2 separate regions of the Homo sapiens genome follow, and region 1 is linked to region 2. The links are chromatin loops, found by intact Hi-C in ENCODE. Cell type or tissue: endothelial cell of umbilical vein. All regions are shown on one strand.

What was found. Hi-C counts contacts between places; a loop is a spot of excess contacts. Peaks named below come from ENCODE experiments on the same cell type or tissue, not always from the same donor. Only the 100,000 strongest peaks of a DNase experiment are listed, where the experiment ranks them.
Region 1: a loop joins it to region 2, with 4 times the contacts of the local background. A loop is called at or near these places in 2 of 110 quality-filtered maps.

The regions. Positions count from the first base shown.
Region 1 is chr1:240,026,855-240,034,854 of GRCh38, reverse strand. No RefSeq gene overlaps it. Among named protein-coding and RNA genes, the nearest start is that of FMN2, 61 kb to the left of the region's middle. In endothelial cell of umbilical vein, a CTCF peak has its summit at 7,707 (motif pointing left); DNase peaks (open chromatin) are centred at 3,274, 3,624 and 7,654; H3K27ac peaks cover 1,764 bases.
Region 2 is chr1:241,482,825-241,490,824 of GRCh38, reverse strand. No RefSeq gene overlaps it. Among named protein-coding and RNA genes, the nearest start is that of FH, 33 kb to the left of the region's middle. In endothelial cell of umbilical vein, a CTCF peak has its summit at 4,922 (motif pointing right); DNase peaks (open chromatin) are centred at 4,994 and 7,784; H3K27ac peaks cover 1,474 bases.

The DNA.
Region 1 (8,000 bases), 1.5 Mb after region 2:
GATTTTCTCTATCACTAGTTTCCAGAAATTTGATTTTAATGTGTCTTTTTGTAATTTTCTTCATGTACCTTTAAAAAATATATGTAACATAAAATTTCTTTTTTTCTTTTTCTTTTTTTTTTTTTTTGAGACAGAGTCTCACTTTGTTGCCCAGGCATGCAATTGTATGATCTTAACTCACTGCAACCTCCACCTCCAGAGTTCAAGCAATTCTTCTGCCTCAGCCTCCCGAGTAGCTGGGATTGCAAATGTCCATCACCAAGCTTGCCTAATTTTTATATTTTTAGTAGAGATGGAGTTTCACTATGTTGGCCATGCTGGTCTCGAACTCCTGACCTCAGGTGATCCACCCACCTGGGACTCCCAAAGAGCTGGGATTACAGGTGTGAGCCACCATGCCCAGCCCATAAAATTCCATTCTAACCATTTTAAGTGTACCATTCAATGACATTAAGTACATTCACATTGTTGTGCAACTGTCACCACCACCCATTTTCAGAACCTTTTTATCTTTCCAAACTTTCCAAACTCTGTATTCCATTAAACAATAATTTCTTGCTTTCTACTCACCCAGCCACTAATAACCTCTGCTCAACCATCTGTCTTTAGTTTTCGACTATTCTAAATACCTTATATAAGTAGAATCATACTACATTTTCTTTTTGTGACTAGATTATTTCATTTAACATCATATATTCAGCATGTCATCATATGTATCAGAATTTTCTTCCATTTTAAGCCTGAATATTATTCCATTGTATGTATACAGCACCTTTTGTTTATCCATTCACCCACTGATGGACAAGACCTGGGTTGCTTCCACCTTTTGGATATTGTGATTAATGCTGCTATGAACATGGGTTTACAAATAACTGCACAAGTCCCTGCTTTTACCTCTTTAGGTGTATAACCAGAAATGAAATTGTTTGATCATAGCGAAGTCTATATTTAATTTTGTCTGGAACAGTAATGCCATTTTGAACAGCAGCTGTAGCTTTTCCATGTTTCTTTTGCTTGAGGCTTATTGACTTTTTTGTTCATGTGGGTTTACAATTTTTATAAAAAATTTTGGCCATCAAATCTTTAATTTTAAAAAATTTCTCCAGTCTTGGGTAGCTCACATGCACACACTGATCAGTGCTCAACTGAATACACCAGGGGGCTCTGCAAATATGTGGGTTATCTCTTTGTTAATTCTTTCCTGTCTGCCGGGATTCGGTCCTGTGAAATAGTTGTCTTGTTCCCTGCAGGTGGCCGGACACATCTCCTCAACTCTGCAAGATTGCTGGGCCCTACCTGAGTTCTTCCTTCCTTCACCACAGTCTGCAAACTTTCTCCAGGCAGTAAATCAGAGCAATCATAGGGCTTTTCTGTCTCTGAGAGATCACAGCCCCTTGTTGCTTAATGTTCAATGTCTTACAAACTATTGTTTCATATATTTTGTCTTTGTAGTTGTTGAGGCAGGAGAGTAAATCTGGTCCTTGTTAGGTCATCTTGGTTTAAGTGGAAGTGCATCCTAAAAAACTCTTATCCCTAGACATGAAAAGATGACAAAATGACCAATGAGATCACCTGGATTTCATCCATGCTTCTCCAATCTCCCATCTCCCATTAGCTAGCATCTCTATTTTTCCTTGGTACTTAGGATTAACCACTCCAAGTAGAACTACAACGATCTAGCTCATTTCCCTGTAATAAAGTACCATGAAATGACTCAGAGGAAAATTCCATTTCCAAATCAGTAAAAGCATTTTGTATTTGATTTTAAGGATTCCTTCATTGGTATCTAAAACACTCTACAAGCAGTGCTCTGAGTTATAGGAATGAGAAGCAAAACTCTTGAATGTGATTTCATTGCATGTGGTTGTGAAATTTATCTCTTGGGTTTTAGATCCATGTATTCTGACCAAGAAGTACCACTTAATTTTAGACCCATTTGGAGGAATATCATATATTGGTCATTTATTCAAGATATATGCAGCATTATACAGGACATCTCAACTTTGCAAGGTGTTGTTAGTTGATCTTTAACTGAGTCCTCAAATAACTTCTCCAACTTTTCATAAGAGTCTCTGTTCAGGATGATGACATGGTATGTGATAGCTCTAGTGAACCCCTGGGGAGCCCATCTATTACTCAATTTTTCTTGATAGCAATCAGTGTTTCTGGAAAACATAGATGACCTGTGATATTAGTAAATCCATGAATGATAACATGGAGAGAGAGACAAATAAAGATAATCAATCCCAGGATAAGGATATTAAGCAAGAACAAATTGCTCTTCTTTCATTGTGAGTGGAATTCAATACAATAAGCCTCCTACTAGGTAGCTGATATGCTGATATCTGTGCTCATTCTGAGAGTCCTTTCAAATATCTGTTCTCCGAAACTTTTCATCACCAACCTCCAATTTTCTTCTTTCTAGCCAAACCATTAATCAGTCTTCATAAATCTATTCAGACTCATCTCTGAGGCTATATGGATGAGGGGTGTTTTCAAAACTCTGCCCTCTGAAAGAGTTTTTCTTCTATATGTTTGTGGTGGTTTGAATGTTTTTTTCACCTCCAAAACTCACGTTGAAACTTAATCCCTAGTGCAACAGTGTTGGGAGGTGGGACCTAATGGGAGGTGTTTAGATCATGAGGACTCCATTTTAATGAATGAATTAATGCAGCTATAGAAAAAACTTATAGGAGTGGCTTCCCTCTCTTCTGTTCTTCGACAATGTGAAGACACAATATTCCTTCACTCTAGAGAGTAGCAAGGGAACACAATCTTGGAACCAGAGACCTAATCTACTGGCATCTTGATCGTGGACACCTCAGACTCCAGAACTGTGAGGGAATAAATTTTTGTCCTTTATAAATTACCCAGTTTCAGGTATTCTGTTATAATAGCACAAAACAAACTAAGATAATGCTCTATCAGAGAAAATGGAGCTTATGAAATTATAAAGTTATTGCAAACAGTTTTATTCAATTCAAGTCAATTAATCTTTATTGAGTTCCTACTGTATGCATGGAACTTCAGGCTGGTGCATGTATATTTTGTAGGATCTTACTGTATTATTTTCTCCTTAGTATTTTTTAGTAGGGAGCAATGATGAGGGCATAGGTAGTTTGAGAGAGTAGTGAGAGAGTATCAGGAATAGGCATAAGGGATTGTGAGTCACTCGTTCAAAGAACTTGTTTACGACATGAGAATTATCAAATGCCTGGTTTGACATATAACACTTTGACCTGATGATGGATTACCATGGAGTATTCCAAATTTCAAAGCTGTGTGGTATGATAGCACTAGTTTATAATGTGCTCTTTAAGTTGTATGCTCAATTATGGCTTTACAGTTAGATGTTTATTATTCACCAAGGCGTAGTAGAAAGCTAAGAGCCACTTAGTGAAAGGACAATAGCAGAAAAAGGCATACTTTTGCCTTAAACTATGATGCCTTCGCTGTGAATTTTTTTATTTATTTTATTATTATTATTATTATTATTTATCCAGGAATGCCATGGATTCCATTGAGTCTTCTGACCCATTACAGATTCTTTGAGCATGATTGGATATGCTAGATCATAAAGGTCAGGAAGCAAAATGACCAATACTATTTCCTGACTCATCTGGAAAAGATTCTTTTGCCCAGGGTCGTGCTTAAAGCTGGAAGCCTCTCGGAGACATGGGTAAATGATTCATGGCAGTGTACTCAAATGTAGCAAACACTGCCTCCAAAAGCAGAAGGGACTCACTTGGTGTTAGAACTTGCTGTTAGGAGTAGCGGAAGAAATGGAGGGATATCCCGGCAGGTGCCAGGCCACTGGACTCCCTGAAATTTTTCTGAAATATTGTTCCCTGTATTTTCATGGTATTTATCTCCCTCTGGCATATATATATATATATATATGTATATATATATATATATTTTTTTTTTTTTTTTTTTTTTTTTTGAGATAGAGTCTCGCTGTATCGCTTAGGCTGGAGTGCAGTAGAGTGATCTCTGCTCACTGCGACCTCCTTCCCCCTGGGCTCAATCGATTCTTGTGCCTCAGCCTCACTAGTACCTGGGACTACAGACGTGCACCACCACACCCGGCTAATTTTTGTATTTTCTGTAGAGACGGGGTTTCTCCATGTTGGCCAGCCTCGTCTCCATCTCCTGGCCTCAAGTGCTCGGCCCGCCTTGAACTCCCAAAGTGCTGGGATTAGAGGTGTGAGCCACGGTGCCCAACCTGTATTTCAATGATATTTAAAGTAGTTGCTTCTTGCTTTTCAAACCCCGTTTGTATATTACCGGCAATGAAGTAGGAATGCTAATATGGTTCTTGTTTGAAAGTCGGCTCACTCATGTAAGGAAGGAATTGTAGCTTCAATGAAAAGATAAATAATTTCATCAGATACGTGTGGTATGTGTGGGAGCCGGTTTTGAATACACAGAGAAGTTTAGGGGGTGTTTGAAATGCTGAGGTTCTTGGAGTCCTTTGCATATTCCAGTAAGTTCACATTCTTGGAATTATTTTCCTTTTTTTTTTTTTTTAATCCAGATCATATGTTTAACCTAAGTTACCAGGAGGATCTATAAATTCAATTAGGGGCCACCTGGATCTAAATTTGAATTCAATTTTTAATTACCCTGGGGCATAGGAGATACTGTTAGGACCATGATAGAAAAATGCTAAACTTTTGTCTGTCTCAAGAAGAGAATTTAAGGATTTGAGCTCGCTGTTCCCTTTGCTTACACTTATTTAGACAAACTCTAGGCCTTGACTTTTTACCCGTCTTCCTGTTCTTTGGAAAATTCACCATGACACTCTAAAACATTGTCTTTAAAGAGCATACTATTTTAAGTGCCAAAAAATCTCTAATTTGATTTGCTATTTTGCCACCTTGTGTACTGTAAATCTGCAGGGTCTCATGCCTGGTTTTTACTGCCTTCAACCTCCAATTACTTAGATAATAAGTCTCAGAATCCCCACATTCTCCTGAGATGCTATTGCCAACAATCCAGGCCTTATTCACACTTTCTGTATGACTTAAACTCCTCAATTGAAAACAACAAAAAATGACTTTAGATAACTTAGGTGTAAATAAACTTGTCGGAAAGTTACTCTTAGCTTACAAAATTGACAGTGAGGTTGAAGAACCAAGCTTTATAAAAGGGACAAGCAAAAAAGGAAGCTTTAGGCATTAGAACCATCTGGCTATTCCTTCTATGCTATAACGCATAGCCATAGCCACACATTGTGACCATCTGTGGACTCAGCCACCAGAAATCTAATCTAACAACAAACAGCTACTTGGAAGGCTGAGGTAGGAGGGTCACCCAGGCCTCAGGAGAGTGAGGTTGCAGTGAGCCGTGATTGTGCCTTTGCACTCCAGCCTGGAAAACAGAGTGAGACTCAGTCTCAAAAAAAATAAATACATAAAGTTCATGGCTCTTGAACAGCTTTTGCTGATTAGAACCATTGAACTAAAAGTGCAGTATTTAGTATTGTAACTCAGGCAGGTGCTAATATAAGTGGAAAATTTTCCTTACTAAATCACAAAAGGGAAATTTCCTGCTGTTTGCTAACTCTTGGGTTATTTTCTGTTTTAGAAGTTTGGATGATACTGGCAGTGTATTTGGGATATTAAGACTCAAAGGAGCAGGTCTGTGGAATAGCCCAGTTTCAGGATGGCTCCCCTTGTCTCTCTGCTCATCTTGTTCCACGTCAAACAATGAGTGTAAGAGTGGGAGAATCATTCATTGTAGAAAATAGCATGTTAAAAAATATTCATTGTAAATACATAAACATTGTGGTGGTATTTTGGACCATTTGATAGAATAGAAAAATAACTGCATTATGCAAAAATTATTTTTGTAATGAAAATTGTTGAAATAGAATTGATATTTCAAATATAATTTCTTCAAAAGGAATACTTTATATGAAATTTAAAACAGAACTCTAGAAGGGTAAAATATTTGTGAATTATCTATTTTGCCAAAGTGCTTGAATTTTTATTGCTTTTATTATTTATTTTGCTTCAGTTTCTTGCCATTCTCCGAGAGAATTCCAATGACTGGTCATTTTTAGATAGAAGTGGGTTTTAGCTTGTAAGGGCTGGTACACTGATTTTTTTTTGATTGAATAATTAATATACTTGTGGAAATCTCTGCTTAGTTTAGGTAAAACTCTGGTTTTCTTAAAAATTATAAAAGATTTGTAAAACCTAGAGATTCAAGTCATCTGAGCTTTTTTCAATGTTTAAATACAGAATTTAGATGTATTTAATTCCCATGGCCAAAGGGTAGAGTTAGAAAGTGCAATACCTTTATAATTTTTAATATTTACAGTCTATTACTTATATATTAATTACTAATTGATATTAACCACATGCTTTTTAAATATGAAGATAATATTGTGAGACTAATTTTTGTTTATTGTGAATCCTAAATACTGTATCAAGGAATTTTCAGATTTTAAAAATTACATCAGGCTGGGCCTACAGTGTAATCAGTGTTCTCTAGTTGATGTTCCCATTGATATGAAAGGTAGTATATGTTGCATTTATCAGAGCGAACCTCTTTTAGGTTTACTTTAAATTTTATTGTTAAATGCAGAGACAGATTACAGTTCAGCATCTTCCCATCCAGAAGCATGATAAGATTCCTGTTGTGTTCTAGAACTAACTGTTGCACGTAAAATGTTGAGTGAAAATGCAAATAGTTTATAACCTTTTAGGATTTTTGTTTTATGCAGAATTCATCTCTCTAACTTGTATACCTTCTTGATTCCTTTAAAAAATATCTAACACTTAACACAAGTATGAATAGAACTAAACTAGAAACTGAATTAATCACTAATTTAATTCAGGCATTACTAATTAATGTACCTATCAGTCTATTAGGGCTACGGAAGGCACAATACCAGTCCTGATTCTAAGCCACTCTTCATACTAATTGGCAAAGCATGACATATCTGTGGTAGAGAGTGAGAATATAATTCAAATCTAAACAGGTGCTATAGCTATTCAAAATTTAAACTTTGATCAATGGGATCAATATTCATGACATATTATTAAGCAAAAAACACATTTATAGTAGAATTCAATTTTTATTCTGTATATATTATTTATTACAGATAGGACTATATATGTTTTATAGAGAAAGGACATATATAAAGGACATGCAAATATATATAATATACATAAAATATTCACTGAAGTACAGTATCTTTGGAGGTTAGCCAGTAATTAGCACCTTTTCCTAAAGTTATAAGAATAACATGCTCAAGCTTGTTTTCCCAATGTCTAACAGTTTTGGATATTGAAACTCGTGTATCTAGGAAAAATAAATTAATCACCAGCTGTGCAGTGAAGTGTGTGCCCCAATATTTGGTGTTAGCATCCAACATTCATGCTGCACATTGCAGAAATTGGTAGAAATGCCCTTCAGAATGCTCTTGCTACTGAAAATGGGAGAAAGATGAAAGAGGACAGTACAGAATTAAGGGACTATTTACCCAATTTTCAACGTTTAGCTGGAAAGGAACATGGAATAGTCTAAAAGAGTGGGATATATAACTGTAATGAGTTTGTAAGTTATATTGTTGCAAAATGATGAACAGAGTTTTATTGTTTTAGAGGTTTCCTGTTGATCTTTGTTTTTTTTTAAAAAAACCTGACCTCAGTGGATTTCACGGCTGTAGGATGGTGGCCACTGCCACCTACAGACCAGAAGTGTGAAGTGGCGTGGCTCTTTTGCAGTGGAGTCCCTCAGAGACTCGGCATCAAACGTTCTATAAAAAGCAATTTTTCAAGCAAAAGTTGAAAGAATTTCAAATGAAATAGTAAATATTCTAGAGAAATAAAAAATGAATAATCACATTTTCCCCAGAGATCACTCTTTGACAGTATATAGCATATATATTAGAAGATTAACACCTAATTTATATTTTGAGTCAGACATACACATCTGACCACAAGACTGGACCCACCTAATATTTCCTTTATTCACCTCATTTTTTA
Region 2 (8,000 bases):
TTGCTGAACTAAAATTTTAAGTACCTTATGGTTTTATTTGAATTTCTTTGATTAATATCATAGTGACAAATTATTTACATATTTATCAGTCATTTGTTTTTCTATAAATTTCCTGTTCCTTAACTTTATTTTTCTCTTAGGATGTTAGTGTTTTTATATGCATTTGAATGAATTTCGTATGTATGAAGTTCATAGACCCTATGACATATTTCATGTAAATATTTTTTTCCCAGTTTTCTGTTTGCCTTATAACTGGGTGTGCAGAATGTTTTGGCATGCAGAAAATTTGCATTTTTCGTAGCATTCTCAAATCCATCAAATTTTTCCTTCAGCTCTTTCATGATATTTGGAAAGAAAGGAAAGAGGCAGGTCTTTAGCTTGAAGGACTAGGAAAGTCCAGGAAAGTTTTACTCCTGCTTATTTTCCCTCTTCCTTTCCTTTCTTCCTTCCTTTCTTCCTTCTCTTCCTTTTTTAAAAAGATACTAAACCCTGAACTTTTTACTGATAAAGAGACTTGAAGTGAAAATACACCGAAGATAGAAGAGAAGGGATGTTTGATGGAGTATGTCCCAGAAGAAACAAGAATGATTACCACAGAGAGCTTAACTTCAATTCAGCAAGAAGAGCTTAACTTCAATTCAGCAAGAAGCATGACTTTTATTTTAAACTGGGGATGCTGAAGTAAGGAGCAATGAAGTGACCTAAGGATAGGTATTTTATTATCTTCTGTGCCTCAGAGGGCCTGGAGTGTGGAGGGTGCTCAACAGTTCTTCAGTAGCTGACATTTGGAGGCATAGCTGGGATCATAATCAAGAACTCTTCTTGGGAGGCTGAGGCAGGAGAATCGCTTGAACCTGGGAGGGGGAGGTTGCAGTGAGCTGAGATCGTGCCACTGCACTCCAGCCTGGGTGACAGAGTAAGACTCTGTCTCAAAACAAACAAAAAACCTCTCTTATTACACCTTTTTTTCTTTTTTTTTTAATGTACTACAATGAACTTTTAGCTTATTTGAGTACCATGCCTTACCAGTATACATTTGAAAGAGTATTTTTCTGATTGAAACAACATAATAATAGATAGGTACACCTTTAGCCCAGTGATATGAAGAGTCTTGGTCTCTATTGTTATCTCCTAAAATTTTCTTTGGAAATCAAGAATGAAAGGAGAACACTTCTATTTAGGCCATGTCTGCTCAATGGCAGAAAGTTAACTGCCTTTCCTGTCAGAAACTAACTTAAAGGACTTTAATTTTGTGCTGAAAACTGTATTGAAGAATGAATTGCCGAGAAAACCGCAACCCAGAATTCTTGTGGATCAAGCCAGATTGACTTATCATACCACCCAACGCTTTGTGGTGTACAGGGAGGATACTTGTTTGAATAAAACTTGTATGTTCTTGTGATTGTCAAACCAACCAGCGAAGGTGATAGAAATGGTCGCCTTCTCACAATAGTAGCTAAAGATGTGTTAATTTTTTTTTTTTTTTGAGACGGAGTCTCGCTCTGTCGCTCAGGCTAGAGTGTAGTGGCGTGATCTCGGCTCACTGCAACTCCGCCTCCCAGGTTCAAGCAATTCCCCTGCCTCAGCCTCCCAAGTAGCTGGGATTACAGGTGCATGCCACCATGCCCAGCTAATTTTTATGTTTTTAGTACAGATGGGGTTTCACCATGTTGGTCATGCTGGTCTTGCACTCCTGACCTCGTGATCCAAGATGTGTTAATTTTAGTTAGAACTACTTCAAATACATTTCACAGTTTTTACAAGATGGAAAGTGCTTTACCAGAAAGTATCTCAATAGAGGATTGGTTTTTGTTTGCTTTTTAAAACATTGATGCATTAATCAAGAAAATTGTCAGGGTAACTTACAAATTTTTGATTTTTGATGATACAGCTATATATGGTTTCATTTGGTATGTGAGTAGACACACAAAACAAAAATACAGGTTTAGAGTTACACCTTGTAGTCATCTTTTTAGGGGGAAGGAAAAATTAAACCAAGAACATTTCTTACACCAAAATAATCTCAAATGAAATTAGATGAATTTTCATTATACTTGGGATGAGATGACAATAAACTAAATCCTTCTGATTTTGTTATTTTTGGTTATATTTATAATTATCATTAGTTAGATTCAATTTATTCAGCGTATTTTCTGGCATCCATTTCTATTAAAGATTAAGAATGCTGCTTCAAGGACTGAATTATGTATCTTGCCAAAATGTAATTTTGATTATAATATTTATCTTGTATATCCAATGACAGATATATTTGAATAAAAAGCACCTGTAACAGTAATTCTCACCCTAGTTGTTGGAGAGCAACACACTAGAATCTCTTTGGGAACTTTTAAAACGTTGATGCTCAGCTTCACTTGTCATGAATTAAGTCAGAATTTCTGAGGGGAGGGACCAGCTACTGGCATTTTTATAAAAAGCTCCCCAAGTGATTTTTATGTGGTGTAGCCAGGACTGGGAACCAGAAATCTGTGTAACACAATGGTAATTTTTTAATACATAAATTAGCAGTTCACTATATTCAAGATAAAATGGTAACCATTTTTGGTACATCTCATAAATGTACATCGTATCATTCTTGTTATGAAGCTATTTAGATCATCTGGGCAGAATTTCACATCATCAGTCTCTTCTGTTCTTTTAAGCTCTCTAGTTATTTCTCCATTATTTCCTTGAAGTCTTAAAAAAACTTTGATTATTAAGAAGGAAAAACTTCATTGCCATTTTATCTTAATAATCAAACATTTGTTTCAAAAGTGATTTTCCTGTATCACTAACAGTCTTGTGGTGAGAATAGTAAGATCATAATTTCCTGGAGTTTTGTGTTATTTTCCCCAAAATAATAAAGCCCTCCTTCAACATACATACTGTTAGCAAATATTCTCTACTAACATTCTGATTTTAATGTAAGCAATATTTGACTTTATACTTTCATAATCATTAGATGTAATTTTATTGATTATTCATCAGTATCCCTTTCAACATTCCCCAATCCTAAATAAGCATGCATTTCAGAAAATTATCCTAACTGTATAAGTTCAAAGACTAAACTACAATAAATATATCACATAAGATTTCCTATTCTGTATAACTGTCCTTGGCATTGAACTTCCTGCCTATGACTTTAGGATATACTAAGAAGTCTAGGAAGACAACCTGAGCTGAAAACTAGGGTGTGTGTTTGTGTCTGGGTTGCTTTCATTAAATTATGGAACATTTCTCTTTCTCAATTTGTTTGAACTGAAAAACTGGATTAAAGACTTCCCATCACCTAACTTCAGGTTTTTTTTCCCAGCCAAAAGACTAGTACCTTAGTGTTTGCCTCACTGACCAACCACTTTTTAAATTTTGATTCATTTTATTAAACTTTTTATTTTGACCTATTTTCGACATACAGAAAAGTTGGAAAAATTGTATGAAAAATTCGTTTATGTCTCACCAGCTTACTTACCCTTATATGAACATCTTACATAACGATAGCACAATGGTCAAGAACAGAAAACTAACATCAGTATAATATTAATTATAGATGTTTTTCCAAATTTCACCAATTTTTCCATTATCCTTTCTCTGTTGCAAGATCCCACCTGGGATCCCACATTGCATTTAGTTAATTCTCCTTAGTCTCTTCCTGTCTGTAACAGTTTTTCAGCCCTTGGTTATCTTTTATCACTTGACACTTATGAAGAGTATTGATCTGTTGTTTTGTTTTAGAGATGAGGTCTTGCTGTGGTGCCCAGGCTGGAGTTCAGTGACCAGTCACAGGTGTGATCATAGCTCACTGCAGCCTCAAACTCCTGGCCTCAAGACATCTTCCTGCCTCAGCCTCCCAAGTGGCTGGGACCACAGAGTGCAACATGCCTGGCTGGATCATTTGTTCTATAGAATGTCTGCCAATTTGAATTATTCTGATACTTTCTCATAATTGGAATGAAGTTATGGATTTTTGGCAAGAATACCACAGAAATGATGTTGTGGTGTCCTCAGGGCATCATACTAAGGGGTTGATAATCTCTGTGTCTTATTATTGATATTTACTTTGATTGCTTTGGTTAAGTGGGTGTCTGCCATGTTTTTTACTATAAAGTTACCATTTTTCCCTTTGTAGTTAGTATGTATCTTAGGGAAATATGTTGAAACTATGCAAAATCTATTCTCAAACTTTCAGCCACAAATTTTTGCATCCATGAGAGTACCTTATCTGTCTGTGACAGTTACTATTGTGGTGGTTGCCTAATGGCGATTATGGTTTTTTATCTAATACATTTATTTAAATTCTACTATGAGGAAGAGCCATTTCTTTCCCTGTTTGTTCACTTATTTTATTATTTATAACAATTTGGAACCATAGATATTTATTTTATTCTATGTGTTCAGTACTACCATTATTTACTTTGTGACTCAATTTGCTCTAACATTAGCCAGTCAAGTGGGTCCTTGTGCTTAAACAAGCCTTAATTATTTTTTGTTTTTATTGATTTATTTTTTAGTGTTTCCTTTATTTTCTGGGACCACAAGATGTTCTTTACTTTCTACTCCTATGACCTCCAAACATTTCCAAAATAGGACTGATCCCATGAGGCACTCTATTAACTTTGAAGTGGTAAGCTAATGAGTTCATGTGACTGGTAGTATCTACTCTGTGAATTAGTTCTCTTCTGTGTAGCAAGCTACACAATTGTCAAATAAGAATCACCTGTGCCTATTACTGTTACATACTAGTCGTGGCTGAATATTTGCCAAATACCACGCACAAATGAAAAACAATAAGCTGACTTCATGCTTTTGCTTGGGGAATTGTATGTATGTTGTGTGTGTCTTCAAACGAATCAAGGAAATTTTAGATTGTTGTAGATGCTTCGAGGGATATGGGGGCTGATTTTTTAAAAAGCAATACATGACCACAAGGTGGCAATAGCACAGATGAGCTTTATTTGCCTTTGACAGGTTTGCATGCAGGAGAAGTCCCTCAGAGCAGGAGAAGTCCCTCAGAGCATGAGGTCTTCCGGAGTTTAAAGTACGGGAAGCCACCACTCAGAAAGAGTGGAGGGCAAGGGGACTTCCAGGGAAGAGGGAAATTTGATAGAGGGCTATGTGTCTAGGTAACATCATTAGCAGCATGGCAAGAGTGACTCAGACAGCTCCAAAGGGCAGCAGCAGCTTGGGGTCTTTAGGGCCCAGAACTTATCTATTGCTAGCAGATGTTTGGTGCAGTTTTACTGAGTACACAATACAGACAGGCTCTAAGTGGCTACAAATATGCTTATTTAGACTATCTGCTTGTTTGGACCGATCTAACAATTGGATGTGTAAAAATTTGAGTTTGGAGCTGTCAGATTTTTGAGTTAGCGGGTCTCTGCCTGCAGTGAAGAAATAAACAATCTAGGGCCCCATACACAGATGCCATTGTTGACTCATTTATATAACATTCATAAAGTAGCACTATGATTTTTCATGCTACATCAACTCTCAGTTTCAGGAATGTAATGAATGATTATTAAAGGTGAGCTGCATGGCTGAGCAGCTTGTCAATCTTGATTTACACAGTAAGAATGATACATTATTAGCATAGGACTATTATAGAAGTAAGAACTTAAAACCTGCGTTACAATTCTATTCCTCCCACCATTTGGGCATCCAGTGAGAAGCTGAAGATGGCATGCAAATCCTGATAATCTACTCACTCCATATCCAAGGGGACTTGGGGAGAATCTGAGGTGGCACCTGTGGTGGAGTGGACAATGTTGGACTTGGAGTTCAAAGTCATCTCCAGATCCTGATACTGTTGTTTGCTTGTCCCATGACCCATAGGTAGAGGATTTAATTCTGTAAAAGCAGTCTTCTCTGCAAAATGGGAATAGAACTGTCTAACTCACATGGTTATTGTTGGTGCTAGAACAACACCAACAACATTACATCCTGAGTCCCAGAACATAAATGCTACCCCGAATGAACTTTTATAGACTGTTTATAGTCCATGTGATGACATAATAGATGATCTCCCTACCTGATGTGACTGGAATGGTATGGAGACAGCCACTCTGCAATGTTGACTCAAAGATCCACTACATTATAATGCTCCAAGAAGATAAGGAACACATGTATTTTGTCTACTTCTGAATATCCAAGATTTTACCGGGTACCTGACATACAGTAAGTACTATATAAAGACATTATTTGAACAACTTCTTTGAGAAAACCTCAATTGAATGCATTTATGGAAAATAAGTTCTAGATATCTATGTACAACATTGTGCCTAGAGTCAGCAATGCTATGCTGTGCACTTGAAAATTTGTTAAGAGGATAGATCTCATGTTAAGTGTTCTCATGAAACAATCCCTGATAAATGCAAATATCTATTAAATAATTAATGTCTTGGTTCATAATAATCAATCAAATTAACTTCACTTAGCAGTATCCTAAGGGAATGGGGCATAATTTTGATGAAAGGAGGTTTAGAGCATGGGATATTGTTGAGTAAGGAGAGCATGGCTAAAGTGCTGGGGCAGGTGGTCGCCAAACAGCCAGTAGGGAGTCAGAAGAGGTTAAATGCACTGGGAGGGAAACACTCAAACCTAAGAGAGGGCTTATGAATATGGTCACTTAAAACAAACACGGACAACTTCCTAAGGATGAGTTCTGTGCCTATACAACTTTTCATGTAAATGAAGCTCTATCTTGCTGGGGATAATATATGATGGAATTAATTGTATCTTGGACATGGTTCGTGTTTCCTAGAGGTGCTATAGAAAAGGATAGACACGTCCAGGCGCAGTGGCTCACGGCTGTAATCCCAGCACTTTGGGAGGCCGAGGGGGGCGGATCACGAGGTCAGGAGATCGAGACCATCCTGGCTAACATGGTGAAAGCCCGTCTCTACTAAAAAAATACAAAAAATTAGCTGGGCGTGGTGGCAGGCGCCTGTAATCCCAGCTACATGGGAGGCTGAGGCAGGAGAATGGCGTGAACCCGGGAGGCGGAGCTTGCAGTGAGCCGAGATCGTGCCACTGCACTCCAGTCTGGGCGACAGAGCCAGACTCCGTCTCAAAGGAAAAAAAAAAAATGAGAAAGGGATAGACACCCATTTTTGCAGACTCCACAAGCCAGTTATCTCTGAAGGCTGGACAGTCTGTGGACAGCTGCTGTGTGCAGACAGCAGCACAGGAAAAGGAAGACAGAGGAGAGGGAGTAGAGGATGGTAAGTGACAGACACATGGATCCAGGGAAGAAGAAGAGAAGCAGTGAAAAGAGAGATAAAGAGGAAAATGAGACATCCGCAATGCTGAGAGTTGATGTCATTTGTTTCCAGAGCTCCTAATCGACTCAAAAACTTCTCGGTATAGGCCAAAATCCTCATGACACTTTTTTTTCCCCTATCTTTCCTACTCACAAATCTCAACATTTGTCTTTGAAAGGTACTCATCTACTTCTCAAATATTGTACTTACAGATAGAAGTCTTCAGAACCTGCATACTATTTTGTGTCTCAGCCACCAAAAAAAAAAAAAAAAAAAATTATGGAGAGTAATTGGGCAAATTGAGGGTATGAACGCCAGAAGAAACAATGTATTTTGACAAGAAAAATTGGTTGGCAAACGTTAAGGTTTTTATGAGTAATCACAATGATTCTTTAAGTAATTATAATTTGTTCCACACTCTGTCACAGTTGTTTTGATTGTGGCTTTTTATTAGTGAATAAAGTTATTTAGTTGTCCTTATTTTTAGGAATAGATTCACAGTATTGAAATATTTCAAATACCAATGATGTTAAATTTCTTGAATATTTTCCCTTTCTACTGTCTGATGAGTCATTGGACTATCATTCTGTCCCAAGAACATTATAGTGACACCAGTCTTAGTCACAAAATCATTACTGTCATAAAGTGGGGGGGCAGGATATGGGAAGAAATCTACACAATGAGACAAACCTGGCTTAATCTTACAGTTGCAATTATTACCCACATTTTTAAAGCAAACTTATCTTG